Regions from separate parts of the Mus musculus genome. Here region 2 is linked to region 1. The links are chromatin loops, found by intact Hi-C in ENCODE. Cell type or tissue: heart. All regions are shown on one strand. Links, peaks and the distances in the headings refer to the core of each region. The heading gives the core; the rest is flanking DNA.

Evidence for each region. Peaks named below come from ENCODE experiments on the same cell type or tissue, not always from the same donor. Only the 100,000 strongest peaks of a DNase experiment are listed, where the experiment ranks them.
Region 2: a loop joins it to region 1, with 7 times the contacts of the local background. A loop is called at or near these places in 18 of 42 quality-filtered maps.

The regions. Positions count from the first base shown.
Region 1 is chr13:52,268,483-52,284,368 of GRCm38, forward strand. No RefSeq gene overlaps it. Among named protein-coding and RNA genes, the nearest start is that of Gm33116, 43 kb to the left of the region's middle. In heart, for the core only: a CTCF peak has its summit at 7,349; no DNase peak of the experiment used is centred there; H3K4me3 peaks cover 620 bases; H3K27ac peaks cover 466 bases.
Region 2 is chr13:52,615,912-52,631,797 of GRCm38, forward strand. It overlaps Syk (spleen tyrosine kinase), which reads left to right. Exons shown (of 14, transcript NM_011518.2): 4 at 4,890-5,028; 5 at 6,769-6,850; 6 at 7,334-7,365; 7 at 8,797-8,865; 8 at 15,746-15,833. Among named protein-coding and RNA genes, the nearest start is that of Syk, 27 kb to the left of the region's middle. In heart, for the core only: CTCF peaks have their summits at 8,330 (motif pointing left) and 12,879 (motif pointing left); DNase peaks (open chromatin) are centred at 8,330 and 12,870.

The sequences.
Region 1 (15,886 bases), core at 3,884-11,883:
TTTAAGCAGCCTTAAGACAGACAGTCTGTGAGTTTCCCCTTTTATACAGAGGAGAAAGTGGCTACGGTCCAAGTTCTTACAGCTAGGATGTGAAGGAAGAAGCCGGCCTTCTTCTCAGGCTGGAGGTGGGCTTCTAGAGATGTGTACTGAGAGTCTTCGGAGATGGTCACAGAATGTGTTTTACAATGACAAATGTCATGAGCAAAACACATCCCAGGGCAGGATTATATTCACTGTAACTCGAAACATTAGGGCACACAATTGTTGTTTTAAGGGACTTGCTAGAGAGTCAGCCCAGTCTAATGAATGAGCTCTGGGTTCTGTGAAAGACCACCCCCTAAAACAAAATAGAACAAACAAACAAACGAAAACCCTAAATCAAAACCAGGTAGACAGCTCTTAAGGAATAATGGCTTGTCCTTTGTTCTCCGTATGCACACCTGTCCACCTGCACATACGTGCATGTGAATTATAGAGGGTGCAAGTTAACTCTAACATTAAAAAGAATGGGGGGTGAGGGTGGGGAATTGAGGGGAAGAAAGCTAAGGAGAGCTGTATTGGACTCAGCAGCAGAGAGACTTCGGGGTCGACTCTCAGTCTCAGGCAAGCACAAGGACACAACATTTCCGGGAAGCCCTGTTGCGAGAACAGACACATGGCTACAAGAAAGCAGTGCCCCGGAGAGTCCCACACCCAGCCAAGAAAGAAAGGACCAGTGAGTCAGGAGCCAGAGAAAGATGAGGAGGGAATCAAAAGGCCCTGAAGACATCAAAACCAATTTCCCAAGGTCTGATGAGACTCGGCATTGGAATATAAATTTAACTGAATTATTTATTGAACATAAATGGACTTTCATTCACGGCAGTGCTGGGTTTGCCAGGCGAAATGGACATTCACCTTGAGAGCAAATTGCTTCTTATCTGTGGAGATAATTGTTTGCAGGAAAGCCCAGGCTGGAATGGAAAGGAAAGGCTGATTATCTGCCCCGTCTTCACCAGAGCTCTGAAGAGTGTGGTCTTGGGTGACAAGAGATTCAAAGTGAGAAAACGAGTCTGTGGGTTAGAGATGCTTGCTGCCGTATAGGGAGAGAACACAGAGCAGCCGTCTGTGCATAATCTTTCCAGGATGCAGGTGACAGTGCGGCCCAAGCCATGTGCTTTGTTTCCTACTTTGAATTTAATTTATTTTGAAAAGCAAAGGTCATGTACTCAAGTGATATTTAATATGGACAGACTTCCTATAACTCTTCCTTCCTATTCCACCCTGGATACACAACAGCTCACTCTCTAGAGGCCACTGTTAATTATTTCTTTTGCGCACACGAGACTTGTGTGCAAAGACTCGGGTGCACAGGCTAACAAATGCACAGAAGTAGACATTCGATTTTATGTTCTATTTCCGCAAAGTTATTAATATTCTTTTAGTTTTTTAATTTTCTGGAATATTATTATTATGTGTGTAAAGTGAGTGTATGTGTATATGTGTGTGAAGTGTGTACATGTGTATGAGTGTGTGTATGTGTGTGTGAGGTATGTATATGTGTACGTGTGTGAAGTGTGCGTATGTGTGTTCATGAGTCACAGTGTGTGGAGGTCAGAGGACAATTTCCAGGAAATGGCTCTCTCTTTGCATTGTGGGATCCTGGCATTGGACTTAGGTGTCAAGACTGAATAGAATGTCTAAAATTAGTCCCAGGCCTAATAATATTATGCTATATTAATAACATTATATTATATTATATATAGTATAAATATAAGGTAAATATATAACAATTGTATATAAATATATAAAATACTTATTAATGGCATCCTTGAAGTATCATATATTCTAATGAGAAAAAAAAACAAGGTAGAAACAGAAAGAGAGCCAGCCTATTTTGGGGACAGAGTGATAGAAGCAGAGCAGGATTCTAAACTGCTCAGTAAGACAATGAGATTTGTGCAGAACCTTGAAGGATTGAGGGTGTGAACTTCACACCTGGGAAGAGTCCTGGAGCCTGACAGCAGCCCTGGGCAAAATACACAGTCAATCTGAAGCCAAAAGTATTTTCTGATGTACTTGATGTATGAGAGAAAGAGAACAGTGACCAACGACTGAGGTCACTCCAGGTGACCGAGCTGCAAGATGCGACCTCATTCAGTCAGTCGTGCCTTGACAGAAGACAGAGAAGCAAGGACAGTCGAGGAGGCAGAACTCCATATCTGTACCACAGTAGACCTTCAACACAGCATCTTCTCTGCCAGCATCAGATGAGCCTTGGTGGTGGGAGCCTGTGTACCTCACTCCATTACTTGACACAGCATATTTAACTTTCAACAAAAATGACAAGGCAGAGCAAAAGGCAAGGGGGAAAACCAGGAGGGAGGTGGTGAGATAGCCCAGTGGCTAAGGTACTTGCTGCTCTTCCAGAGTTGGCTTTCATCTTCCCCAACTACCTATAATTCCAGCTCCAGGGATCTGATACCCTCTTCTGGCTTCTATACACACACACACACACACACACACACCCCACAACTTTCGTGTACACATGCATAACCGTATAAATAAAAGTAATCTTAAAGCCAATGCAGTGAATGGCGTGTGGATGCAAAATGATTAACGGATTCAACCAGACTCAGCAGTGTTGAAGGTTCTAGGACTCTCAGATGAAGGCTTTAGGGAAGCTGTGTAATGTGTGTTTGTCACGTTTTGTTGGGGTCCTGTTTGTTTCAAAGCAGATCAGTCTGGATAACACAGGCTGCTCTTAAACATCTCATCCCGTTCTCTAGGATCACAGGTGTGCACCAGACGCTAAGCTCCAGGTGACATTTAACGAGCCCATTGGACACAGTTAACAAGATCTTGGGACGTGAGGGGTGTTTACAACCAGCAGCTGATTCTGTGTACCAAGGATCAACAACTTGATTCCAATGTAAAAGAAAAATGCTATGTGTACTGTATTTAAAACATTATATATTCAGGCTTGCTCACCTGAGCATGTAACACAGCTCTATGCTCCAGAGACCTGCATTTGGAACTTACTGTATGAAAGCCACCATGCCAGTTGCGATTTTTATGATATAAAATGTGTCATAGATTCTAAAGAGGTGCCTACAGCAATGCTATACAAGAATATATATATATATAGAGAGAGAGAGAGAGAGAGGCAGTCAGACAGACAGAGGCAGAGAGACAAGAGAGACAGACACAGAGACAGAGACAGAGACAGAGACAGAGACAGAAAGCCAGGTTTCAGGATGTAAAGGGAATTACTATGAAGCCTGGCAGTCCAGGTTCAATCTGCAGACCCACATTAAAGGTGGAAGCAAAGAACTGACTATAGGACTTTCACATATGCTGACCCTCCCTCCAAAGAAATAAATGTAATAAAAATATAATTAGGTTACATTTTGTTTACTTTATACGTTATATATATATATATACATATATATATATATATGTGTGTGTGTGTGTGTGTGTGTGTGTATGTATATATATATATGGAGCAGAACTGGAGTTTCTAAAAAAAATTTAAAATCCAACCTATTTTTAAAAAATATATCATTATGTTTAAATCTAATCTTTTCCCACACCCATTTGTGGGACAGTAAACCATGCCAGGAAGCTTGGTGGGTAGAGTGGGTCTGAGACCCTGGGAACTCAGTGGGTACACACCTGAGACTTAGACAACTCCCTGCCAGAAGCCTGGCCTGGAACATGTGCCACACTTCCCACATAAGGAAACATGACCTGTGGTCACGTAGGCACAGAACAGAGTTCTCCATGTTAAGGAGGTATCTAGAGGCCCTGGGGGTTTAGCCAGTAAGCTTCTCTTTCCAGACATTCCTCCCTGCAAAAAGTATTTAATCGCAGATACACACCCATTCTCCACTATGAACAACTGATAAACGGTTTGGAACCGAGGACTGTCTCTTTCATCTACCATGGGGAACAGGGAGAAGACCTCAGAACCCCTGCTTAATTCTCCAGTAGAAAATCTCTCTGTGCTCCCAGCCACAACTACCACTGTCAAGCTAAGGACAGTCACCACTGAGCTGAACTGGAGCTCCCCTGCTGTACAGGGTGGTTTTGTGTTGTCAATTTGACACAAGCTGGAGTTATCACAGAGAAAGGAGCCTCCCTTGAGGAAATGCTTCCATGAGATCCAGCTGTAAGGCATTTTCTCAATTAGTGATCAAGGGTGGGGGGGGGGGTCCATTGTGGGTGGTGCCATCCCTGAGCTGGTAGTCCTGGGTTCTATAAGAAAGCAAGCTGAGCAAGCCAGGGGAAGCAAACCAGTAAGTAACGTCCCTCCATGGCCTCTGCATCAGCTCCTGCTTTCTGACCTGCTTGAGTTCCAGTCCTGACTTCCTTTGATGATGAACAGCAGTGTGGAAGTGTAAGCTGAGTAAACTCTCCCCTGCCCTCAACTTGCTTCTTGGTCATGATATTTTGTGCAGGAATAGAAACTCTTGACTAAGACATCCTCCCCACCCCCTCCCCCAGCCCTAGGCTCGCTCTCAGCTCTTCGACTCCCATTGATGCTTGGATGTCTGATGTCTGGGAACCACCACAGGCCCTGGCCTCATCGCAGACCTGGGGACCCCGGACACTTTGTTCCTGACTTCTCTGTGCAGTTCTCTAAGGCAACTGGAGCCCTGGAAGTCAGGAAATACCAGCTTTGGCTTTCTCCCCACTCTCAGACTGTGTTTTCCCACCCCCTGAGCCGTGCTCTGTGTTTTTCTTAAACCCAACACCTGACCACAACAGTGTGGGATAATCACAGTCAAGCTCTCAAAATTTTGCCTCCCCAGTGGCCATGCCCAGCAGCCGGGCAGAACGCAGAGCCACACCCTGAACAAAAATCACACATGCCTTAGAAAATAATCAAAACCCTTTCTATTCTTGCCCTATGTGACTTTGGACCAGCTTACTTGAAAAGTTTTGTTTGTTTGAAAGATTTATTTTATATATGCTTATATGTGTGGCATACCTGTGTGTGAGTTTACACAACTGAAGGCAGGTAGGTGCCTGCGGAGACCAGAAGGGGAAACCACATACCCGGGAGCCGGAATTATAGGCAGTAATGGGCAGCGTGATAGGGATGCTGGGAACTGAACTCTGGTTTCTTCGAAAGAGAAGCATGTGCTCTTAACCACTAAGCCACCTCTCCAGCTGCTACTTGGAAAGCTTTAATTAGTTCATCACAACCGAGAACACACTAGCAATCGGCGTGGTTGGTGTTGGGTGTTTCTTCACTCCGCAACAGAAGGAATCAAAGCCCTCTGTGCTAAGCCCCAATGATGCCACCTCTGCATTTGAAACATGAACTTTGAGGGCTGGGTAGATGGCTCAGCAAGGAAAGAGGCCTCCAGTTAAGCCTAACAACTGAGTTGTACCCCAAGGGAGAGACCTAACATAGAGAGCCAGGTCCCTTCTGACTCTCCACTTGTTCTTTGCACCCCTCCCGCTAACACAAATAAATCTAACAAACACGCTGAAGGACAAACTTTGCCGTCGCTTCCACAGATGCCGTGTGGATTTTAAGCCTGGGGGAAGATGGCGTGTAGGTTTCCTGCTATTCTAGGATTTCTCCGGGGGTGGATTTCTGTGATGGAAAGTGGAAGACTCGTCTCTGCCGAGGGTTGGTGGGATGATGGAGGAGGCTCACTGTGAACTGCTGAGATTTCTCACATAGTGTGGAGAATGGTTACCAAGCAGAGGTAGGGGTGGCATGGGGTGGGGGGAACAAAAGGTGTCCGTTTACGGAAAGACTTGAGGTGGGATGTGGGGAACTGATAAGCTCTGTCAAGAACAGTCTTGCCAACCTGTAACTTCACAGGTGATGGGTCTTTATTGACCTCTGCCTTTGTGCCAGGCACGGTTCCTGATGGCATATTAGCAGGAGCTAAGTTAACAGCCTCAGGGATGCAGTTTCATCACGTGAGTGGGATCATGGAAAATGGGGCCAGAGGGTGAGATTACTGAGCAACAATGAGCACAGAAAGACACCCAGAGAAATCCCTACCGTGATGAACAGCTTGACCCACTCTGGGAAATCTTATATTTCCTGTATTAATTGAGTTATGAGTGCATGTATGGGTATACATGTATATGTGTATTGTGTATGTGTGTGTGTGTGTGCGCAAGTGCACTTGTGTGATTGAAGGCATGTGTACAGCTGTACAAAGAGAGGTCAAAGGTCATCCCTTAGGAGCCACCCACGTTGGGTTTTAATTTAAAAAAAAAGATTTATTCATTTATGTGCATGCATAATTGCTGGCATGAGATCCTGTGCCCCATGTGCACGAAGGAGCCCCTGGAGGCCAGAAGAGGGCATTCCCCTGAAACCATAGTTAGGGGTATTTATGAACCACCATGTGGGTGCTGGAACCGGACCTGGGTCCTCTGCAACTGCTGAGCTATCCCTATCCCTTGCTTTTGAGACAGGGTCTCTCACTGGGACCTGGGGTTTTCTGATGACAGTGGGTAGAGTGACCAGCAAGTCTTAGGATCTGCCAATTCCCACCCCCATCCCCCACCCCCAGTGCTGGGATTACAAGGCTACAATGGTGCCCCTGACTTTTTATACCATGTTGGGGGATTGAACTCAGGTTCTCCTGCTTGGGTGGCAAGCGCTTTCTCAACCTGAGCGATCATCCCAGACCTTCGTTGCAGGAAGCTGATGTGTAGGCAGGACTGGCTTTGGAAGAGCAGAAAGTAACTGGACCGTGACAGCTTATGTGGCTTGCCTGTCCTCTGGAGTTCGGGTTTGCCTGTCTCTGTCTCTGCTAGTTGTCTCTAGCCCATAGGGAGACACGCCAGGAGCAGATTGTTTGAGTAACCGGGCTGGAAAGAGCTGCAGAGGTGGTGGTATACCCTTCATTTATAACATGCAGTGGGTTCCTAGAGATTCTGGGAGTGCCTGCCAATGCTCTAGGCACCAGACACAGATCCTGAACACTTTGAGCTTGTTGGTAGAGCAGGGAAATGTGGAAGAAGCCAGCCCATAAACCCACAGATTGGAAGACGCGAGTACAGGTTGGTTGTGTGTTGTGGGGTGTGGGGGTGTGTGCTGACACAGCAGTGGGCCAGGGGCAGCTGTTTTCAGGGTAGCTTTCTTCTGTCTGTCTTCTTTATGTGTCTTCAGAACTCATTCTGGTACCTGCCTGTTTGGACTTCACCCTGGTGTGACTGTCACATTTCTGACCTCTATCTACAGTCTGGAAGGTCAGGTTTTGCACCTAGGTCATGGTCACACACTGACCCCAGACAAAAGGTGATTTTTTTTTGTGAATTTAAGTGATTCCTTCCCAGATGTCAAGCTCCCTGAGAGTCAGCTTCACACCACTGCTCTTTCTAAGCCTTACAGGTAGGGGGCGCACTAAAACAAGTTTTCCGATTCAGAGGGTTGCGCTGTGTGATATAGGTCTACTTAGCAACAGAGTGCTAGGGAAATGTCCGCGTGCAAGACCTGACTCACACTACCTCTCCACCTTTGTTCAACCCAGAGCCCAGAGTGGGTTCAGGAAGTCGATTTCTAGCACATATACATTGCCCATGATTCTCATGAGCAGAGGGGTCCAGCGATCCTTTTATGTACGGGTGTGTGTGTGTGGGGGGGGGGGGTGGGGTGCGGTGGGGAAGCTGGTTCTCTGGGTTCCTAATTTGCACGGAAGGCCTCTCTGTGAGGCTCAGTGGGGATCCAGAGGCAACTAGGGACAGCCTGCTGGGTCACCTCTGCTGTGCGGGTTCTCACTTTATCACTTATGCAGGTGGTGTGACCCTGTCTCTTTTCTTTACTTGATTCCAATGGCAGTGAGCCATGTAGCTATTTCAGTGTCCTCCTGCTGAGGGTGGGAGTGGGTTCCCTCAGCTACTGCCGCCCCCTCACAGCCGCTTTCCTGCCTCCTCATGTAACCCAGCCTTCTCTGCTGATGACCTCATACCCCCTTTTGCTGATCCTTCATTCTACTCCTTCTTATTTCATCTGATCAGTGTTTCTACCTTAATGCTTCAGTTGGGCATGGTGACCTAACATGGTGGGTTGTGTGTTGTGGGGTATGGGTGTGTGTGCTGACATAGCACACAACCCACCAAAGTCAGGTCAGCCTGGGCTATGCATGAGTTCAAAGCTAGGCTGTGAAAAACCTGTCTCCAAAACAAAACAAAACAAACATAATAAAATAAACAGAAACCACCAAAATCTGGAAACAACAGCACAAGAGCACATTTACTGTCTCCTTTGCCATCTTCAAAGCTACCAGCTTTCTAACTTGCTGACCCTTTCCACCCAGTGTCTCACCCCTGCATCCCTGCCTCAGCTTCATCAAGCACAGGGTTGTCTACTGTGTAGCCACTCCCCCTTTAATACACCCATTCATAGCCTGTGCTTCTCTCCAGCCTTTACTTAACCTCGCTAGAATAACTTCAGCCTGTCGGACGGATGTTTTTGTACCCTGTGTGAAGAAGATGTGTCTCTGTCCTTCCTTGACTGCCTAAGGCATCTTCTGATTGGTTAAAACAAAACCACCCATAGCCTATGGCAAAAGGCAGGATAGTAAGTTGGGACATCCAGCAGAGAGAAAGAAACGCTGGGAAAGACTCAGGGGTGGGGATTTGCCATTCAGACTCAGGGGAAGCCGGACTTAGGAATTTGGTTGAGAGGTAAGCAGCCAACGTCACAGAATTTAGATGACTATACATGGGATAATTGAGTTATGAACTAGTTGAGGATGAGCCTAACTTAGGTCTAGGCATCTGTTAATAAAAATAAATCTCTGTGTCATTATTCGGGAGCTGGGGCAGGCATAGAAAAGCCAGAAAGGTTACATCAGCCCAATTCCCATCAGTTCTAACAGTACAAGGAACATAGGGAACTGTAACACCAGAGCCACACCCTCCTGTGGTTACTTCTCCAAACTTTGTGGTCCAGCACATGACAAAGCACTTCTTGAAGCGTTATGTCAATACTGGGACAGCATCGTGTCCACAGTGGGACAGCATCACATCCATACTGGGACAGCTCCTTCTACTTGCCATTTCCTTTCTGCCTGGAGGCCACTTCCCACCCTGATGATCTGGCCTGCCCATCCCCCAGGCCAGTGTGACAAGGCTGCATCATGGGATGCTCGCTGCTCTCAGGCCTCTTTCTCACCTGGTCCCATGTCCATCTCAACTCAAAAAGTTCTTCCTCTACTAGATTCTTCAGCATAAGAGTGCAGTAATTCTTCCATTAACAAAACATCCCTGCAAAGGTTGCCTTGACTTCTTTCTTTCTCTAGGCACTGCCCAGAGTCTTGCTGGTTTGGGTACAGAAAGTAGTTTTCACCTCAAAGGAAATAAGAGAGTTTACTGTGGAGTCAAGTCTGAGAAATGCAATTCAAGTTTCCCCAAATACCTCCCTCCCCCTCCCTTCTTCCTTTTTCCCTCCCTCCTCCCCCCTTCCTTCCTCCCTCCCTCCTTCCTCCCTTGCTTCCCATCCCTCCCTCCCTCCTTTCCTCCCTCCCTCCCTCCTCCCCTCCTTCCCTCCTTCCTCCCTCCCTTCCTCCCTCCCTCCTTTCCTCCCTTCCTCCCTTCCTTCTTCCCTCCCTCCCTCCTCCCCTCCTTCCTTCCTCCTTCCCTCCTTCCTCCCTCAATTCCCCTCCCTCCCTCCCTCCCTCCCTCCCTCCCTCCCTCCCTTCCTTCCTTCCTTCCTTCCTTCCTTCCTTCCCAGTGCTCAGTTCATGTTGCCCAGCATCGCATCTACGGAATCCAATAACAAGTCCTTAGTTTTCTCTTTCAAATGGAAGCATTCTCTTGCTGAAGAGGAAAGACTCAGGAAGTTAAAGAAACATACAAGGCTCAGTGGACTTAGGAAGTTGCTTGCCTCAGAATGCCCCTCCATGAGGCTATAAAAGCAGTATACACTTGTTAGGGAGAAGAGTCTTCTAGAGATGCTTGCCAGGCATGCATGGAGCTGCAGGGTTGCAGCTGGAAGGAGTGGTTACCCACGCTGGGTGAGCTTTCTGGTGATGCCTTGCCTCACTCGTGTTCCTGTAAGTTACCCCTCACCTAGGTTTCTGAATTCAGTAGCCTGAGTAAAGTCATTGCTTCACCAAGATGAACTTAGCGAAAACTTTCTCTTTCATCAGTCATGGGAGCCTTGTGAGGTGTGAATAGATATCAGGCCACATATCCCCAGGAAGCACTCAGGGACAGCGCTGCACTCAACCATGCCCAAAGCCAGACTCCATTCCCCAGCTTCCTGCTCCTATCAACATTACCTCACACTAACATCTCCTCCCTGTTCTTACCTCTGCTCACTCTCTCTTCAGCTATGGAAATTGAGTCCAACGTGGTCCCTCACCTCTGGTCCCACTCTACATCCTTGAAAGATTATTATTTTTTTAAAGGCAAATAGTATCCCTCATTCCCTCACCTAAAACCAAAAGCAAAGAGATTCTTTTCCCGAGCCATTGAGGAAAAGGGTTGAAAATTCTTCCAGAGCCAGCCACACCATGTATGAATCACTCCCAGCTGTGATGGTTTGGAAACTTATCCCAGCTGGTGGCACTATTTTGGGAGGGTCTGGACATTTTTAGGAGGTAGGGCCATTTTTAGAAAGTGGGCCATTGGTGTGTGCTTGAGGGTAAGGTCTTCTCTCTGTATCCCCTGGACATCACAAAGTCATCTCCTAGGCATGTGATCTGTTTGTTATGTAAAATCATACACATTGTTTGAAATATTGTGTTCACAGTCTTTGGCTATAGGCTCAAGGCCATGGGGACACATGTTCATGAGGCCAGACATTATAGTTTTAATTCCTGCCCAAGTTCCAAGTAAAACAAATTATACTGACTCGAGATCTCTTGGATTCCTTACTGGTTCACTTGAAGTTTCAATTAGAGATTTTTGCTGTTCTATATCCCACCATGTTTTCAACAACTGAACCTGTCTTAAAATTCCAGTTCTCGTGCTCACTTTGATAACAATCAACCCAGCCCCATTTGAACCTTGTTTCCTCTTTCTGTGTGGGGGACCTTCATGCTGCATTGTTCAACCATGACTTGAAATCTAATTTTAACTCTGAAAAACAAGCTGTGATTTTGAGAACAAATAAAAGCTTTCATAGTTGGAGCAGCTTGCTTCCCGGTCACCAGTCTCATTGTGAGTATCCTTCTCTAATCTAAAAAAAAAGCAGAGTCAAGTCGAGTCCACCACAGTCCCCATTAAAGCACAGCTGTGGGGCTGGAGAGATGGCCAGACATTACAAGCACTGACTGTTTATCTGGAAGACCTGAGTTTGCTCCCATCACTCAAACACGGCAACTTGCAAACATCTGTTCCTTCAGGCCCAGGGGATCAGATGCCCCGTTCTGACCTCTGGTATTGCATAGACATACTTGCAGGAATAAGGAAGGTTACTTCTGGTGATGTTTCTGCTGCTTCGTGCTGCGTCTATGGACTCGTGCCAATTGGTGGAGCCTCGTGGTTTCTTCTGGATTGCGCTGCTGCTACTGATTCATGCTTGGTATTTGCTAGTGAACTGGACTGCTGACAATGAAGATTGGAATTGCCCCCAAAGAACTGTTTTAAAAGAGGTCCACAACCCCTATTCGTATTAATCTTTCTTTTCCCCTACTTCTGGTGGGTGGTGGGCTAGAAGAGAGGTTGAAGAACCAAAGACTCATAATGAAAGTAGGTTTTTGAAACAACTAAGTCTAAAATGGACCTCACTAGAAACCAACCACACTGGAGTCCTTCATCACGGACTTAAGCCTCTGGCAGCATAAGGCGGTGTATTTCCATTCCCAAAAGCTACCCACTCTGTACTTTGTTGTGGCAACACGAAGCAACTGAGACATCACTGTACAGATCGATCTGTGAGCATTGTAGGGAGACTGTGGCCAAGAACAGGCTATAGCTGTGACCCAGGAAGCTGACTAGAAGAGCTGTCACCACTTAGTTAGAGGTGGCTGTATATCTGTTACTTTTCTTAGTGCTGTGGCAAAACACTTGAAAAAGTGACTTAAGGAAGGGAGCTATGTTTTAGCTCACAGTTCCCAGGTACAGTCCCCTCATGGCCGCAGAAGGAACAGAGACAAAAGCTTCAGGCAACTGGTCACATTGTGGCAGAGTCAGCAATCACAGAAGGATGAATGATTCTAGCCACCTCGTGTGATCTTTTCTCCTCCTCCTCCTCCTCCTCTTCCTTCTCTTCCTCCTCCTCCTCCTCTTCCTCCTCCTCCTCTCCCTCCTCCTCCTCTTCCTCCTCCTCTTCCTCCTCCTCCTCCTTCCCTTCTCTCTCTCTCTCTCTCTCTCTCTCTCTCTCTCTCTCTCTGGTGATCTTTAGTTTTAATTGTCAGCTTGACACAATGTAAAATTATCCTGGTGAGAAGTCTCCCAACGGGCCTCTGGGCATCTCTGTGGAGCATTGTTCTGATTGCCTGAATTGAGGCTGAAGACCTGTCCACAATGGGCAGCACTATTCCCTGGGCTTGGGTTTGGAGCTCCATTAAGTGGGGAAATGAGCTAAGTACTAGGCATGGGTACCTCTGTTTTCTCTGCCCTCATCTGTGGATGTGATGTCTCTCTAGCTCCTGCTGCTGTATTCTCCCTACAGTGATGGGCCCTAACCTGAAATTGTGATGTAAAACAATCTCTTTCCCCCCTAAATCACCTTCTGCCAGTGTATTTATCACAGTGATGGAAATAAAACCAGGGCAGATTTGCTATCTCCCTTCCACTTAGTCCTTCGTGGAACGGTGCTGCCCACAGTGCGGATGGGTTTCCTCACCTCAATTAACCTGATGGAGCTCATCCCTCACAGATAAGTCCTGAGGTTTTTTCCACAATCACAAATTCTTCCAAGCTGATAGTCAAGATAAGCCACTGTAGATGCCTGCAGACCAAAGAGGATACAAAGGAATGAGGGGAAATCCCCAAAGCAAGTACCTCCTGCAAACTGACTACAAAAGCCACAAAGCTTGTCTGTCTGTCTGTCTGTCTGTCTGTCCCCAAGGTAACTATAAGGTCACAGTAGCGCCACCTAGAGTAAGCCCTGGAGCCTGGTGGACTACTCGCCATGGCTCTCCTTTGCTTGTACTTCCATGTGGCATCTGTGGATGAGTGTGAGCCTCATGGACAATTGTCAGCTAAATGGGAAGGAATCTGTCCTTGATGCCAGACTCTGAGAGCCACAGCAATGTGAGTCTCCCACCAGAGGTGGAACCTTGGGAGCACTGTGCCTGGAAGATGAGGGCAGAGGCTCAGCTCCAGGGTAGCTGCCTCAGCACCTTCAGACCTTTCCCAGGTCTTTAGACATTAGTGGGTCTTTTAATTAATAAATGGAGTAACGCCACCTCACAAGTTAATTAATTAACCACCAAAAGGCAATATTCTTTACCAATCTTCTCTGATTATCCCCCCCCCCGCCCCGAGTAATTTAGGGATCTGTTTCTTGTCTCTAATCATCTCTCCAATGGTCTCTTAAATTTGAGATCTTAAGTCTCCCATTCTCCTGAGTGTCCATTTCTGTCACAGATGACATTTCTGTGTGGGAGCAAATCAATCAGAGACCTTCTCTTCCTCCCCTACTTGGCTGGCTGTCTGCTTTGTCAAACAGGCTGTGAGGCTGGTAGCTGGAAAGGAAGTTTTTATTGGTGCTATTACGGCAGAAACCTAAAGAGTAAGTGAACTGGAAGATGGATAAGTCAGCAAAGCAATCGCTGCCCAAGCACAGGGTCCTGCATTTCACCCCCAGGAGTCACATTTAAAGAAGCCAGGTATGGTGGTGCTATATAATCCCAGAATTGGGGAGGAAGCAGAGACAGGCAGATAACCCTGGGCTAGACTGGTCAACCAGTCTAGCCTACTTGGCAATCACCAGGCTAGTGAGACACCTTGTCTCAAAACAAAACAAAACAAAACAAAACAAAAACCAAGGGAGCTGTTTTTGAGATTGTCCTCTGCCCATAATCACACAGAGATGCAGACAGACAGACAGACAGACAGACAGACAGACAGACACACACACACACACACACACACACACACACACACACACAGAGAGTCTTTTACAAAATCCAAGAAAAATGTTAGAAAGCTATGTAAGAGCTCTCTGGCAAAGTATTAGTTTAGAAGTCATCAGCAGATTGGGATTTTTAAATGCCAGCACTGGAGTTTGGTTTAGAAACCATCAAATCCGCCCCCTTCATGTCACGGCGGGGAGACGGTTACACAGACAAGCGAAAGTGAGAAGGCGGCGAGGAGAGAGGGAGGCAGCGTGGCTAAGAAGGCTCACGCCAGAGCTTGTCTAATATTCTGAGCTCACTGTGTATGCAGAACCCTGCACATAAGCACCCGCACTCGTGTGTGTGTGTGTGTGTGTGTGTGTGCACATAAGCACCCGCACTCGTGTGTGTGTGTGTGTGTGTGTGTGTGTGTGTGTGTGTGTGTGTGTGTGTGTGTGTGTGTGTGTGTGTGTGTGTGTGTGTGCTCACATGTGTGTGTATGTGTGTGTGAGAGACACACACACACACACACACACACACACACACACACACACACACACACGAGTCTGCAGACATGGATGCTTGCAGTGAGTGGCTCCCTCTGGCACAGGCTGTGCTGCATGGCGGCGGGGGGGGGGGGGGGGGGCTTCAATCCTTTCTCCAGGCTGACTTTGTTGTCTCATGTACCATTAATGCGTCTACTTAAAGCATCAGCAGTCTCTGCAGCATCCCTCAAAGCTGTCTTGTAGGCTGGCCTTCTGCACTCTGCAGACGGAAGCTTTTGGCTGTCCTGGAGTCTGTCTTCCCATTCAAGTAGGTATTTGTCTACTTTTGGGTGGTGACTGTGACTGCTCGCCTTTATTTGTTTATTTATTTAAAGTTCTTGGCCAGTCTTGAAGGTGCTCATTTAAAAAAAATTTTGTCCTGATTTTTGTGTGATTCCATCCTCAAATGTGCAGACTCAGTCATGGTACACCGTTGTTCTCAGACCAGTGTCTGCTACAGTGTCACTGGCCCGGCTGATTGTCACAGCGATGGAAATGGAAATATATCTAAAGGATGCAAGCTAGAAATACTCCAGGGTCTTGGACAATTCTGTATGTCCCTGCAGGAAGTGAGATATGGAGTTGGAACTGTGATGTGGCAACACAGTCGGATGTACAGGGGCGTTCCTTCCGTCTCTGTGCTGACGTACCCTGGGCAGAGCAACATAAGAGAAAGGGGATCTATTTTGCCTTACAGGTCAAGAGTGCAGGCATGCGCAGAGATAAGACAATCACTGCAGGCATGCGCAGAGAGAGACAAGACAATCTACTGCAGGCATGCGCAGAGACATTACCGGCATGTGCAGAGATAAGACCGCTGGCACACTATGTCTTCTCAACACATATAAAAAATTTGACTACTTAGTATTTTCTAAGAATAATTCTTAGAACAGGGATTAGGGTGAACTGTGAACAAACAACCAAACTATCCCTCAAATCCTCTGGCTTGTAGTCAAGCCTTGTAGCTGAGCATGAAACCACCATGCCTGGTTTATGTGCTACGCGGTGCAGGGGATAGAACTCAGGGTTTCACGCGTGTTATGCAAGTTGTCTGCAGAGATCGACTATGCCCCATTCCCAGATCTAAATGCACCCCGGCAAATGATTGCCTGAATGAATAACTAAAGCTGAGGTGGAGGGTAGATAACGGTGGGCCCGTTCCATGAAGGTCACAGTAGCTGAGAATGCTTGGAATTCACTGTCACGAAGCAGCAGGCCACTGGAACAAAGGACATTTGTGCCTGCCAGCGATGGTCCAGCATGGTACTTGACCTTGGGTGTGTATTCCTGTGTACCATTGAGTTGGGTACTTCTTCCTGATCTAGGACTTTGAGTGGGGGCTCTGTAATGAACAGGACTCTCCCTGGC
Region 2 (15,886 bases), core at 5,307-13,306, 350 kb after region 1:
CTGCTGGGAGTCAAGTTAAGTGCTCCCTGTAGATCAATGTCTGCTTTCCTGTTCCACCATCCACAATGTTCCATTGTGAAGATTAACTGGGTCAAGTTCGGAGACAAGCTGGGGACTGTGGTAGACCTGTGCTCCCTACATCCACCGATGTTTCCAATCAACTCTAAAGAACGCCTACCTTCCCCTTGTCCTTCAGAGGAAGTGTGGGCTCCTTACTGCAGCCTCTCCAGCCTGCTTAATGTCTGTTGCCTCTCCTCCCCCATGTCACGTGGGCCTGTCACCATGTTTCTTCTCATATTAACTTTTGTTTGATCTCTGTCTAATCTGTCCTTTTTTTGCTCATTAACTTTTAAAAAATAGTTACATCTTTCAATGTCCAGAAATTAAATTTGGAGTAGGGTTTGTTTACTTTTCACAATTGTTCCTCGGCATTTTTAGGAGCATCTCGTTGGTTGGTTGCTGATTCCTGTTTTGTTTCTTTAAGCGTTCCATGCATCATCGCTAGTTTGTATCCCATCTCATAGTTTTAATACTGAGCATATCCAGGTATACATATAATTTTCCTCCATGTCTCTCTCTTATCCGATGCCTCTTTTATCATAACTCATGTTTACTTACATCTGGGGTGACCTTTTTGAGTTCATATTTGGTTGATACTCATCTGTGGGGATGCAGAATGCCCTGTGCTCAAGTGCTTTCCTTCAGGATTCAAGTGGCGGCTGCTACCCTAAAGGCTGGCTCCTGCCCACTGTAGTGCTGGTAACTGTGTTTGTCCTCAACTCCACTAACACTGGTGTGTGTGTGTGTGTGTGTGTGTGTGTGTGTGTGTACATGCACATGCAAATGTATGCAGGTGTACATGATAGTGCATACATACAGAGGGTAGAGGTCAACCTTATATGTTACTTCTCAAGAGCCAACCACATTGCTCCTTCAAAAAGTGTCTCTCACTAGGACCTGGGGCTCATCAATTGGGCTAGGTTTCCTGGCCAGTGAGTCTCAGGGATCTGTCTCTCTCCACCTCCCTAGTGCTGGGATTTAAAGGATATGCCCCCTGCCCCACCCTCGCTTCCATCTCCTCCCACTTGCTCAGCAAGCATTTTACTGACTGGACTATCTCCTCCTCAGCCCCAAGCTCGTGCTGTTGCTTTCATTTGCCAAACAAGTTTGCCTCCTCAAGTTCCAGCTTACGGGGTGATCTATGCCTACTTTTCAAAATTATATTGTGGGCATCAAAGAAACCCTTCTCTTTGTTCGTTAAGGAATGAGACAGTAACTGTTGTGAGCCTCCTGGGCCACGGCGAAAGCCGAGTTCAGTCAGTCAGTCAGTCTGTCTTCCCACACTGGTATGGGTGATCAAAGCAGGTCATTCATTTGATCTGTGTGGGTTTGCCACCAGGGCGATCAAAAGAAGCATCCTAGCCCGTCTGAAGGGAAAGTTCAAAGACAGCCGTGGACTGATGTCAGTGTCAGTTTACTGATGCTGCTCAGAGGCCCTGGGAAGCTGGAAGAGAAGCCACAAAAAAGAATCTCTACCTAGGGACTGGAGCAGAAAGACAAAGAGAAAGCAGCGAGGGGCTGGGTGTATGCCTGCCTATCTTGTACAGACCAGCTGTCAGCCTCAGGAGATAGTCCCCCTGGGAGCTGTCCACCCATGAGATAGTCCCCGGGAGCTGTCCACCGAGTTCACCCTGGAACCTGGGGCTTGTTGATTATGCTAGGACATCTACTACCTGCAAGTCCCAGAGATCCACCTGCCTCTGCCTCTGCCTCTGCCTTCCCAGCACAGGGACTGTAAGCAAAATCATGACACTTGGCTGTGTTTGTTTGCTGTTTGTTGTTTGGGGAGCTTGCTAACTGGCTTGCTTGTTTGTTTTTGTTTTTCTTTGGTGGTGGTGGTGGGGGAGGGTTTCAAGACAGGGTTTCTCTGTGAAGCCCTGGCTGTCCTGGAACTCACTCTGTAGACCAGGCTGGCCTTGAACTCAGAGATCCGCCTGCCTCTGCCTCCCGAGTGCTGGGATCAAAGGCGTGCGCCACCACTGCTTGGCTTGTTTGTTTGCTTTAATAGGGATTCTAAAGGTTGAACTCAGATCATCCTGGTTGCAAGACAAGCACTTTTCCTACTGCACCCTCTCCACAGTGCAGGGAGAGATGATTGTGGAAGATGTTTCAGAAGACGCATGGGTAGAGAACACAAGTTTGGCATGCCTCAGATCTGGTTTGCTTTAGGGACCGATCTTGCTTTCAGGATCTGCACAGACAACACCCAGTGTTGCTACTTCAAGGTGTTGGCAGGCACAGCGTTTCTGTACCAAATGTCACTTATTCCAGGATCCCTGTCTCCTGTTTTCCTAGCCTTCTTGGAAAGGCTACTGTGCATTCTTAGCTCTGAGCAATGATCATTTTCCCACCTATTATTCCCCTCTCTCTTCACCTCTCTTTCCTTCCCCTCCTCTTCCCCCGCCCATCTTCCATCCTCTCTCCTCCTGCCCATTCAGACATTTTCCCTCCCCTTTCAACTCTGACCCCATCACAGATGCCCCTGGACGATAGCCACAGAGACTGAGTGGTACTCAGGCTGGAGTGAACCTGCTGTCCTGCTCTCTCTGTATCAGATGCAGACCGCATCCCTAGAGTTTTACACACCGAAGCCTTCAGTATCTCATTATCTCCCAGGCCCTCCACTCACTGCCTGGTCTCACCACCACCCACACATTCTTTTACCCTGGAGGGCACACAAAGGTAGAGAAGAGGGTTAAGCCCTTCCAGCAAAAGTCACACCCTCCTCTCTCACATCTATGAGGGGCAAGTTCAAGGTCTGTCTGCCGAGCATGCACGTACATACACATACACATTTCCTCCTACTACTTACCGAACTTCCCTCTCCTTACCGCTCCTCTTACCCTCCCCCTTACCCTCCCTCTCCTCCTCCTCTCTCTCTCCCCTTACCTTCCCACTTCCCCTTCTTCCCCCTCCTTTCTTTCTCTCTCTCTCTCTCTCTCTCTCTCTCTCTCTCTCTCTCTCTCTCTCTCTCTCTCTCTGTATTCTATGCCTACTTATGTGTGTTGATGTGCATGCCCATGCATGCAAATGCAGATGCCCAAGGAAGATTTCCAGAATCTTCCTCTATCACTTCCCACTTATTCTTCTGAAACAGGGTCTCTCTCTGAGCAGAGGCTCACTGCCTCAGCTGGGCTGGTCAGCCTGGGAGCTCATAGCATTTGTCTCTCTCCAACCTCCGTCGCTGGGCTTACAGGCACATGTGAAGATGTCCAGCCTGATTTACCGCAAGTGTTCTCACCCACTGAACCATATCCCAGCCCCTTACACGTGTGTGTGTGTGTGTGTGTGTGTGTGTTTTCACACATTGTCCTTTCTGCAAGCCAGCACACATTGTGAATGGTTTCCCTAGAAAACAGGCTCAACCCTTTATTCATATATGGTGTTTTATTGTGTGACTGGGCGTTACCCAATGACCAACCAGGCTTTTATCAGCCACATAGTCATCCCAAAGGAGTTGGCACCTCAGGGTGCTCGTGACTGACTGTAGGAGGGAGGAGGTGTTTCCACAGTGGTGAAATTTCAAAACACAAATCTACGATGGCGGAGAAGGGTCTTTCACCCTTCACCAGCTTCTCTGAGCTTCAAGCAGGGGCCTGGAGGGAGCCCTGGCCACTCTGCCAGGCAAGCGCCATTTCAAAAGAAATCATTCGTAAAGTTGCAACCTCCTCCTACTTTGAGGAGATGGGTATGGCAGGAGAAAGGGAAGTGAGGTCACTTCCGGTCCCAAGGCCCAGCTCAGCCTGGACTGTGGCTGTGGCCTTGATGTTGTGTGCTTGGAGAAAGCTGTACAAACCACCCCAGTTTACAGACACCCTTCTCCAGGCTGCTGGGACTTGATTGAGCTCTTCCCAAGTCCAGTGCATTTATGCTGGATGCTCTGAAAATTCATCTTCCTTCCTTTAGCAAATGCAGAGGCCACAGAGGCCTCAGGGACTCCCAGACCGCAGATGTCCCACGGACTCGCCCTTCCCCAGATCTCATGATTAGAACGCATGAGTTGCTGGAAAGGCGGCGAATAGCATGGCCTCAGAGGAATGAGGCTCTGAACTGGGAGAGTCACACCTCCTATTGCCATGCCAGCCAGATCTCACCTTCTCCGGGGCCTTCCTAAGTACTGATTCCTCCTATGATGTCAGGACTGCCTTGTGCCTGTGTCTCGAGGTTCAAGGGTGCACCTGTATGTTGTCACTCGCCATGGGGGCCTGAAGTCCTACATGTAGCTCCTGGTACCAGTGGAACAATGAAGTCTCATTCACCTACAGACGCCTCAGGCCTTGGGCTGTCTCTGTTGGCTCATGCCACGTGGCTATCATTCCCGTCTCAGGTGGGGGATGCTACCTGCTAATGTCAAACAATGTCTTAAACCCGGCCTTGGCACTGAAGAGAAAGGGAAGAAGACCATAGGAGTAGAAGAGTTCATAACCTCCTTTGTGTGCTCCAGAAAGTTCTGTTAACAAGCTCATTAGACTCCTCACCTGTCCTTCACCTGAGTCTAGGGGCTTCACAGACACCCCAAAGCCTGTGCCTGTGGCCCTGAGCCACACCCCCCCAAGCTCTTTCACTGATCTCCAAAGCGCCATGGCCCTGCTGGATCTTTGCCATAGTCCATCTCCAACCCTTGGCGTTTCCCTCTGGCTAACTCGCTGGCTCTGGTACAGAGCCCTCCTGTCATCTCGAGGTCTGGGTGCTGCGTGCCCACCACCTGCCCATTTGCTGGTGCTGGAGAGCACCTGCTGCCCACCAGGGCCACCAACTGTAGTGACGGTACTGCTTCCTAGGTCAAAAGGTCGCAGTAGGGGTAATATGGTGTGTGCTCTCTCTCGCAGGATCAGGGCCAGAGACAACAGCGGCTCCTATGCTCTGTGCCTGCTGCACGAAGGGAAAGTATTGCACTACCGCATTGACAGGGACAAGACCGGGAAGCTCTCCATTCCTGAGGGGAAGAAGTTTGACACCCTCTGGCAGGTATGTCTCTGTCTCTCTGTCTCTCTCTCTCTGGACTCACTTCTGTGTGTCTCTGTATCTCTCTCTCTTTGTCTGTCTGCCTCTCTCTCTGTCTCTCTAGACTCTTTCTTTCTCTGGACTCTCTTCTCTGTCTCTCCCTGTCTGTCTCTGTCTCTCTCTGTCTCTCCCTCCCTCCTGGAGGGCACAATGCAGACCCACTGGGATGCTAGTTCCAAAACTCTTAGGAACAAGAGGAGGAACGAGGCTATCTGTCCCATACCCTCCATCAACCCACTTTCTGATTTCTAGAAGACTTGTGTGAGAAATGTTCACACAGACCGTCATCAAGTCAATGAAGCCACAAACAGGCTCCGTCACCTGGTTAGAGCCATAAGTTCCTGGTGCCTCAAGATCATGTATTTTAGGGCAGCATTAAGAATTTGACAGAAGGCCATGCCATCAGGGACTGGAATAACATGTGCATGCATGCACACACACACACACACACACACACACACACACACACACACACACACATACTGTAACTGATCAAACAAAAACCCTAGGGACTGTGACCTAGCTGGTCCTGGAGCTCTGAAATGCCAGGGTAGACACTGAATTTCAGGTGACATCCCAGTGGATAACCAATATGGGAAGCACCCTCCTAGGCAAGCATCCTCATAGCCGAGCCACCACAGGAAGTTAAAACAGCTTAGAAAGCAAGTCTACTCTTCCTGGGCTGCAGACAGCTGCCTGTCCAAAGAGCACCCCATACCTGCTCTGCAATGTGTTCTCAACCTAGCTGTCAGTAAGCCTCAAGGCAACTCAAGCACCCCAACATTATTCACCCAGCTCCCCACATTTGCTACTGAGCACATTCCGCTTCCTTAATTTGATATCATAACTACATTAACTGTGGATGCAGAAGGATCAAAAGTAGTAAATTCAAGGCTAGCCTGGGCTACATAGAAAAAATCCTATCTCAGCAAATAAACAAAAAATTAAGTCAATAAAGGACTAAGTGATGGAGATGCTATGGAGACCCCGAACCCCTAATGTATCCCTATCTGGCTACGTGATGGTTATTTTTTTTAAACTATTTTAAAATTTTATTATTATTATTATTATTATTATTATTATTATTATTATTATTATACATAAGTACACTCTAGCTAACTTCAGACACACCGGAAGAAGGCGTCAGATCTCATTATGGGTGGTTGTGAGCCACCATGTGGTTGCTGGGATTTGAACTCAGTACCTTCAGAAGAGCAGTCAGTGCTCTTACCCACTGAGCCATCTCACCTGCCCGTGATGGTTAGTTTTAGTTGTTAATTTGATACCATCTAAATCACCTGAGAAGAGAGCCTCAGTGAAGGATTGTGTAGATTAGAGAGTGAGCATATCCATGGGGATTCTTTTGATTACATTAATTGATGTGGGAAGACCCAGGTCATTGTTGGGTGGCACCATTCCCTAAGCTTGAGTTCTGGTCTGTGTAAGAGCAGAGAGTGCTCACTAAGCAGTAAGCATGCATGCATTCATTCACTCTCCACTCTTGACTATGCATGTGACCAGCTGCTTCAAGGCTAAAAAGTTTGTTGACTCTATCCAAGGACATCTTTGGCCCATCCCCCGAGTACCCTGTGGAAAAGAGACTATCTGGGGTTTAGATGGTTTTAAAACCTGTGAGGGCTGTGACTTATCCGCTGTCTCCCCCTCTCTCTCTCTTAACCATTTTCTTCCCTGTTTCTTTTCCAGCTAGTGGAACATTACTCTTACAAGCCAGATGGGCTACTAAGAGTCCTCACGGTACCATGCCAAAAGATTGGTGCACAGATGGGTGAGTGATCGGCACAGAAGAGGCTCTGTTTTGGGGGAGCTAGCCATTGTCAACCTGGTGTCAGATTTGCCAAACTCACACAGGGTGAGGCTTCGGCTTTACCGTGTGATTAAACTAGATGTCACTCAAATTCTTGGAATCATTAGCTGAAAGATAACCATAACAAAAACAAACAAACAAACAAACAAAAACTAGAAGATTTTGATTGCATGTGTGGCCAGGATGTTGGCACATATCTTCAGTCCCAGCATTAAAAAAGCAGGGTAGGGAATCTGTGAGTTCAAGGCCACTGTCAGACCCTGTCTCAAAGAGAAAAGCTTACTTGGTGGAATGTGTGAAAAATCCAGTAAAAGAGAAAAGTACAGATGCAGAAAGTTGAGTCTCCCCAGTATGTTCCCATCATACTGATAGATCTGAGAAGTAGATGGTTTGAACAAACACAGAAGTACACAGAACTGTAACCATGACATATTCTCCTTCCAGGCCACCCAGGAAGCCCAAATGCCCATCCCGTGGTAAGTATTCTCTGAGGCGTCTCTGCTGGGGAAGCAGCTGTGTCTGGACACATGGGAAGGTCAGGCTTTAGTCAGCACGGGATGGATACTCTGAGCACATCCCGGAAGATCTGGGAATCCAGTGAGTCTGAGAAAGCCTCAGCCTGTGACCACCGCCCAGCTAGACGTGTTTTCATGGTTTCTCGGCCGTTTTATTTTCTCTTCATTCTTTGGAAGTATACAGAGTGAGACAGAAACCCCCTAGGAGATCAGAAAATCCACCGGTCAGATGTAGAAAAGGGGAATATATCGTCCACGTTCAGTCTTGTACTGTCTGTGTGAACTCGTGTGTGCCATGCACAGGTCTGCCAACATGCATATCAGTATAACATGGCCAGCGGATAGGTATCTCCTTGAGGTTGGCTACCCAACTTCTTTGGCCCAACCAATTGACACCTTATTACTAGGGACTTGACTTAAATTGATTTGACTAATGATTAGGGGAGGCAGGGAGGGGCCACTTGGCAAGATTTCAAGAGAAAGGTCCAGAGAAGGAAGGAGTCTTGGCCAGAATGCACATTCCACTCCATGCCACTCACTAGATAAGAACGGAGCCCAGATGGCCCTGTGTTGGGTTAACCCTTTCATTGCCATGCCTTCAAAGAGAGAAGAACCTCAAGTCCCCTCTCCATCTGGGATGTCGGAGCTGGTACTTAGGTTACTTCACAAGAGCATCTCTTCTCATATCTAGGGTCTTCAGCGAGCACATCCCAGCTCATTAGCACCACCAGGGAATAATTCTTGACTTCTATCTTGCTAGATGCTAAAAAACCCAATATCTACCAGGCACATGTTCTGTCTCCAACAGGGGCGGTTGGCCACTTGCTACTGAACCTGTTCATTCCAGGGTTAGTACTTCTTACCAGACTGAGAGCCCTTGAGTTGGCTAACACACCCTGGAGCTTTAGGGTCCTCTGAACCACAGTGCCCCCTGGTGGCCTCACCTGGTGTTTATCATTCTGTGCCCTTGAGACAGATCTGTCTAACTTGTGACCCGAGGGTTGCGTATGTCCCAGGATTGTGTAAATGAAAATGTTATATTGCAACCACTGACACCACTGAACAGCCAGTGACTAGAGTCTCTTGTGGAGTCTGAGACACAAGATTTCCACAGACAACGTGGCTGCTTCTTGTCTCAGCTTTAATTTTGTAGCCTTCAGTGGGAAATTATTTATTGAAAATTCTTGACCTCTCTGCCAGAATGATAGGCTCTTCTGGAAGCTTCTCAAATGATCCGGACTTGCATGCAGGAAATCTCCCTGGGGCAGGTGAAGGGAGCGGGCAGGGCATTTGCAGAATCGGGGCCAGGTAGCATGTCATGACGAAGAATATCCTTGCATGTGTTTTTCTGAAACTAAACGCTCTATTCCTCTCTGCCGTTGTGGTTTCTAGACTTGGTCACCGGGTGGAATAATCTCAAGGATCAAATCCTACTCCTTCCCAAAGCCTGGCCACAAAAAGGTGCTAAAGCGTCCCGTGCTTGCTGTCCCTGACTGAGTGGTAGGATAGACCCTCCTGCAGCCCGTGCTTGGCTGGCTATCCTGTACCCAATGCGGCTTTGCCTCTGTGCCTCCCGCCTGCCCAGCTCCGAGCATACCCGCTGAGCCTCGCAGCCCCATGCTTTGTCTCCTTACCTCTCTTTACACCCTGCCTCCTGTGCTCCTACTGAGCCTTGCAGTCCCTGCACAGTGCACACATGCCCTCCCTGCCTGTGGCTTCTCCGTCACCGCCGCTGCGCAGCCTGTCCACGTTGCCTTGCCCTTTACAACACGTACCTCCAGTCACTTCAGTGAGCCCCACCTGCTGGCTCTCATTCCAGAGAGTCTTTGCACGCTCAACTCACCTTCAGTGTCCAGAGTCACAAGGGGCAGCATCAGGGCTTCTGCCACATAGAGTTCTTCCCAGTGGAGGCAACCAAGGTCCCCAGGGGAGCTCTACCCCCTGAGACAGCAGGTTGATTTCTGCATTTTGTTACATGGCTGAATTTTGAGGGACAGTAAAAAAAGGCCTTCATGGGAAGATGGCCCAGAGGCCAAAGGCAGTTGTCACCAAGCCTGACAGCCTGAGTGTGATTTCCTGCAACTCACACAGGGTGGAAGGGGAAAGCCAGAACTGACTCCTGCGAGTTGCCTCTGATCCCCATGTATGGGCCTTGACTCCTACACAGATTTATTTTCAGGGTTTAGGAATCAAACTCAAGCGCTTCACCACTGAGCTGTGCCCAAGCTCCTGGTTTCTGTTTGTTTATTTGTTTGTTTGGTTGGTTAGTCTGTGAGACGGGATTTTACTCTGTAGCCAAGGTTGTCTTTGAACTTAACTCCACCTCCCAAGCTCCAGACTTATAAGAAGTCCTACCCTGACCTTTGTGTTGACTTGTTTATAGTGAATTACATACACAAGCATGCACACACAGACACACACACAGACACACACACACACACACACACACACTCACACGCACGCATGCACCCCCATATGTGTATATGTATGTATATGCACAGATATATGTGCATATATATACACATATGTAATGTGTATTATATACATCTGTGTATATAATATGTATAGGTTGTTCTATCATATTTATTTTTATCTTCTTTAGGTAAAGATTAACTTTATTAATAGTTGTTTCAATTTTATATCAATGTTTTTTCCAAGCGTGTGGGCATATGATTAAGCCAGTGTACACAGAGTTGTATATTAAGGTATTTATTAGCAACAGACAGCATAAATGCCCACGAGTTCTACTCAGCAACTATTTGCTCTGTTGGCCACTTCCTAGAGGGTCCTAACCCTGATGGCCAGAGCACAGCGGAGAAAGGAGCATGATGCTTGAACAGGAAGGCAGCCATGTTGTGCTAAGCTCAGTCAGTGAGGAGAATGTTAGAGGATAGTCTGCGGCTGCCTGGACCTTTCTCAGAGCCCGACACACCCCCATGTGATTGGGGTAGCTCATGGCCAGCAAGCCCAGTGAGAGCCAGGCAACACGGTACCTCACAGGCTAAGGGACTTAAACGTGCCTGATGAAGGAAGCTCTTCAGAGGTGTCCACTCAGGCCAGCAGCCACTCACAGACTCTGTAATCCTGAATGTGACACCACACTTAACAAGCCTCACAGACACTGCAAGCCTTGTGTCTCCCCCTCCTCAACCGACTCTTCAAGAGCTTCTGATGACACCCTGTCATTCCACTTGCCGTAGCCCAAGGCTTGTTGCTAACTCACAGCCCCCAGCTCTGCACAGTCCTGGCAAGGAGTGCTTTCATCCCAGCATCTCAAGTTTATCTTTTGGGTTCCCCCGGAGACATATCAACCAGAGATGCTGTATGTACATGAGCACACATACACATGTATGACACACTCATATATACACTCATACATGGAAATATCTGTGCCCGTGTGTACATAGTCGTATACCATATTTGAAATGCATATGCCCTGAATATGCACCATATACACACATATGCATCTGCATAGTATGTGTATTTGTGTATGCATCTATTGCTGCTTACACATGGCAAATGGATTGCCTGCGGATAGCTACACAAAGATGTATTTCAAGGACTTACAGAGTTAAACAGACCAGTTAAGTGATTGCAATGTCCATGGGAGAGATTGTCAAGCAGAGGGGATCCAGAGCCAGGTGGAACCTCAGTGGTGTTGCTAAAGAAAGCTGCTGCATGGTAGGGGTCAGCTTCCCTTCCCCGCCCCCTTTTCCCTTTCCTTAGAAAGTCTAAACTTACATCTAAGAATGCTCACCTGAGTCAGGCCCATGTGAGATCATCCTCATGATGGAAGTCACCTACTAAGGACTGTAAGCCCATCAGTGAGCCCCTTCTCAGCAGCAGGACTGCCTCAGGCTGGGTCTTCTGCGTGACTCAGTACTGACCACTCAGGAGAGCCAGTTGTCATAGCGAAAGCCAACGCTGCAGCTGGAAGAGATAGCGCAGTAGGCAAAGTGCTCGTCACCCAAGCACGAGCCCCTCAGTTCAGATGCCCAGCACCCAAGTAAGAAGCCAGGCACAGTGGCACACGGTGCCATCACAGTGCTGAGGAGCTGAGGCAGGAGGGCCCCTCAGCCAGCCAGTCTCGTCAAAGAGGCAAGCTCCAGGTTCAGTGAGAGACCTTGCCTCAAACAATAAGGTGGTGAAGGCATTGAAAAAGATATCGGATGTCAGCCTCTGGCCCCCGAATGTCCACATAAGCAATCGCACGTACATGCACATACATGTGCAGGCACATAGAAATCCACCTACGCCATGTGCACATTTTTAGAGAAGCCGACACCAACAAAGCCCAGTCAACAAGCACTTGAAATAACTCTAGTGTCTAGAGAGTTAATGAAAACTGTGCTTTGATCTTAGGATTATCAATTTAAAATGAAACCAGGGCGGGGACTTAGCTTAGTGACAGAGTATTTGTCTAACAACCATGAGGCTCTAGATTTGGTCCTTAGCACCAGGAGGAGAAAAATACTTGGAAAGTCAAATACAGATTTTTGAAATAATGTATTTCTTTTTATCTTATGTGCATTGGTGTTTTGCATGCATGTGTGCCTGTATGAGGGTATCCGATCTTGGAGTTACAGACAGTTGTAAGCTGCTATGTGGTGAGATGGCTCAACAGTTAAGAGCCCCGATTGCTCTTCCAGAGGTCCTGAGTTCAATTCCCAGCAACCACATGGTGGCTCACAGCCATCTGTAATGGGATCTGATGCCTTCTTCTGGTGTGTCTGAAGAGAGAATGACAGTGTAAATAAATAAATTAACTTTTTTAAAAAAATAAAAAGAGGAGGAAGAGAAAGAGGAGGAAGAGGCCAGGTTTTAGGTCTTTGTTGTGAGATCAAAGAATAATTATACAGGGCATGTGCTCATCTTTAGGTGAACCTAACCGCATCCCACCTTCTGACAGAGTCTGCCCACATCACACTGCCTGTGCTCCTTCTGAGACTGGAGACTGTAGCCAGCTGATTGCAGCCAGTGTCCTGGAGCCCTATGGCTTCTGGCCTCTGGGGAGGGTTACCACCCACACTGCCACCACCGTTGCCTAGTTTGAAAATACTGGCAGGAAGCTGGGAGTGAAAGTCAAGGTCCAGGAAGCAAAAGGCAAGATTGTGGAAGCAGGACACAGGGCAGAGGCTACCTGCTCCACAGGACAGAGGGTGTGCTGCAGAGCTCTGGTGATCACGGGCCTAGAGAGAGAGACAGGCAAGTCCCTGGTGCCTACTGACCAGCCATTCAGCCAGTGGAGACCCCGTGTCAAACGCTAGGGTGGATAGTTCCTGAAAGTTGACCTCTGTCCTTCACAGGCACATGCACACACACAACTGCTCACACACACACGCACACACAATATCATGCACGCACGCACACAAGCCTGTCTAATGCATCCCCACTTTTAACACACTGTGACAGAGTAGTTCGAACTTGAAAATTATCTACCCAAGGCTGGATTCCTGGCGCCATCTAGGGGCCACTAGAAGTTGTGCATAAGTGGAAAGGGTAAGGGTGAAGCTGTCAGCGCTTCCTTTACAGCTCTGTTCTCAGTGCAGAACAGAGATGCCAGGGAGGGCCAGACCACCAAGTACAAAGTGGAGAGATGGATAACGCATGCTAGCGCTGTCTACCAGCAATGCTTCTCACGACAGCTCACATTTCCCTCCCTTCATCTTTCAACTGAAGCTTTGCTTCCAGAGCTTTCAGTGGTGACAGTGGAGCTGGTAGTGGAGGGGAGGAGGGTTGTATCTTCATCTGCACCACAAAGCAGCCAATGACTGCTCTGGCCCTGCCCATTCCTTCTGCAGGACACTCAAGCCAGGTGCCATGATTGTCCCAGTTCCCTAGGCTGCCACCTAGGTGCAGGAGGCAGGAGGTGGTGGGTCCTAAGGGTGAGGCATCCAGATGAGAAGGGTTATGAATCTCTTGGGTCTCAGGGGCTCTGTCTGGATCTTGAATGCTTGGACTCATAGGGTGCTTTCTGTTGGGCAGCATGGAAATGAAGCACTGAGCTACATCCACTTAAAGAAGAATCCCAGTTTCCAAGGGAGGTGCCTGTTTTGTCCTTTTGTCTGTCATCGAGACATAGGGGTAGCTCCTGTCTATCTGGGTGTGAACTCCTTCCAGGAGCTGGGATGCTCAGGGGTCCCTCCCCCCACTGATCCCTACGTCCTTTTGATATACTGCCATTTTTTAAAACTGATTTCCTAAGACCCTCAGCTCTGCTTTAAAAATATTCCAAGAGATTTTGTTAGGAAATTGTGAGTGCTGGTTTATTATAACAAGTCTTTTGAAGCCCCCTTGCTCCGGAGATAATTCCAGAGAGACTGCATGAAGCCCCCAGTTGAGACACTGAGCGGCAGAGGGTAGACGCTCTTCTATCCACGGGAAGGATTACGCCTGTCCTCCCTACCCTGGGGTGTCCTTTAACTTCATGATGGTCAGATTGTCTTGGGGATCTCAGACATTTCTTGTGTACAGAGGAAAAAAATCAAAAGACTTAACATGGTAGTCACGCTAACCGGAAAAGACATCTGGAGACTGCAGCTGGATGATGGTAGCTATTATCAAGTATAAACTAGGGTAGTTCTTCCTAGGCAGGGCTTCTAAGCAACAGCCAACTCTGCTGAAGTGATGTGTAAATGTTTAAGAGGGTCGCTCGCAAGAGATTGCCTATGCTTAGTTCCCTTCCTGAGAGCAAAGACTGAAGAGAGAATTCATCTCAAACCATGTGAGTTTACATTCCACATCTCCATCTTCTGAAAGGTCTCTCTGTTCAACCATCCACCATCTATCCACCCACGCATCCTTCTGTCCATCTACCAACTCACTGATTCAACCGTCCATCCATTTACCTATCTATCCACTCAGCCATCCATTTATCCATCCATCCACATATCTGTCCACATACCCATACATCCATCTATGGATCTGTCCGTACATACACACACCCATTCACCCACCTATGTGTCCATCATCCATCCTTTCACACGTCTGTGTTGTGTGTTTCTCCTTAGCATCCGTTACCAGCGTGGCCCAGCTACTGAGCTTTGATTTAATGCCTAAGTCTGCATAACTTCTGCTCTGTTGCCATGGTTAGTTCTATCACACAGTCCTTCGGGAGTGTTGAGAGAGGCCAGGAGAATATGGATCCTGTGACATCTGAGACTGGATGTCCTTTGGCTTTGCTGAAAGAGGTCTTTCCCACAGGTGCTGGCAGACTCTAACTCATGGTTAACACCACGAAGCCAGCAAGTCGTAGTGACCGAGTGTGACCCAGCTGCTAAACATTGATGGGTGGGGTTGTCACGTCAGTGAGGCGGGTGGGATTTTTGATATGTGCTTCAAGATGGTGGCTGTGTAATGTTAGCTGAATGTCTCTGTTTCTCTACACTTCCCCTCAAATCTGGCATTATCTCACTACTTCATGGCAATGTGTGGATGCTGATAAGGTAAGTAGATATTCAAGACAAGACAGAAATGGGAGGAGAGAGCCGTCAGAGCTGGACGGCGGTTTGCCTGTGAGATGGGTTTAATAGCCACCACTTTGCTTTAATTTGTGAGTAAAGATGGGCCAGAGAAAAGTTTTTAAAAATGTATCAAATAGAACTATAAGGAGATTCACCCCCTCTGCCTACTTCATGAAACAAATTGATATTGATGGATCGAATGAGAAATCTCCGTGTATAAGGGCCAGTGTGCCTTAGTGAACAGCCACAGGAAAACCAGAAGAGTTCTCTTCCTTCAGGAAGACAGAGAGACTGTCTCTTTGACAGGGCATGTGCCCGATGACATTATCATGGTCCTTATCACGATAATGACCGAAGTGCATGGGGTGGGGGTGAGGCAGGATACAGCCTTCCTCTCTGAGACTTGCAGCTGGTTGGCCTGGGCTACCCTGTGGTAGCAATGCCTTGGTGTCTCAATCTGTATGGAAGGCAAAACAGGTGGACACGGTTTGACTTTTTAAATAACTTCTGCCTGACGTTAGATGAAAGCAGAAATGAACCCATGGGGAGGGAGCCTGCGAGGTCCTGCTATTTTCTGGGAGGTGTGAAAGGAAGTTCTCTTGGGATAGTCAGAACAGATGCTCTTCCCTCCCTCCCTCCCTCCCTCCCTCCCTCCCTCCCTCCCTCCCTCCCTCCCTCCCTAAGGCCACTTCAGGGGTGGGAGCTATAAGCCATGAGCCTGTCTAGCCTTCTCAGGTCCAAACAGTTGCCTGAAGAATGAGATGAGCCTTTCTGACCTCTTCCTAATCCTCTGCCTCCCCTGCTTATGTTATCTGTGAACACTTGGAAATGGTGGCATCGGGGCAGAAAAATAACATCTTCTCATCTGTGTGCTTCAGCCTGCCCCACCCCAAGGGAGCCGTCCAGAGAGCACTGTGTCCTTCAACCCCTATGAGCCAACGGGAGGGCCCTGGGGCCCAGACAGAGGTGAGAGATGAAAGATGCACTTTTACTCAATTAAACATTCGAGCAGGGTACAC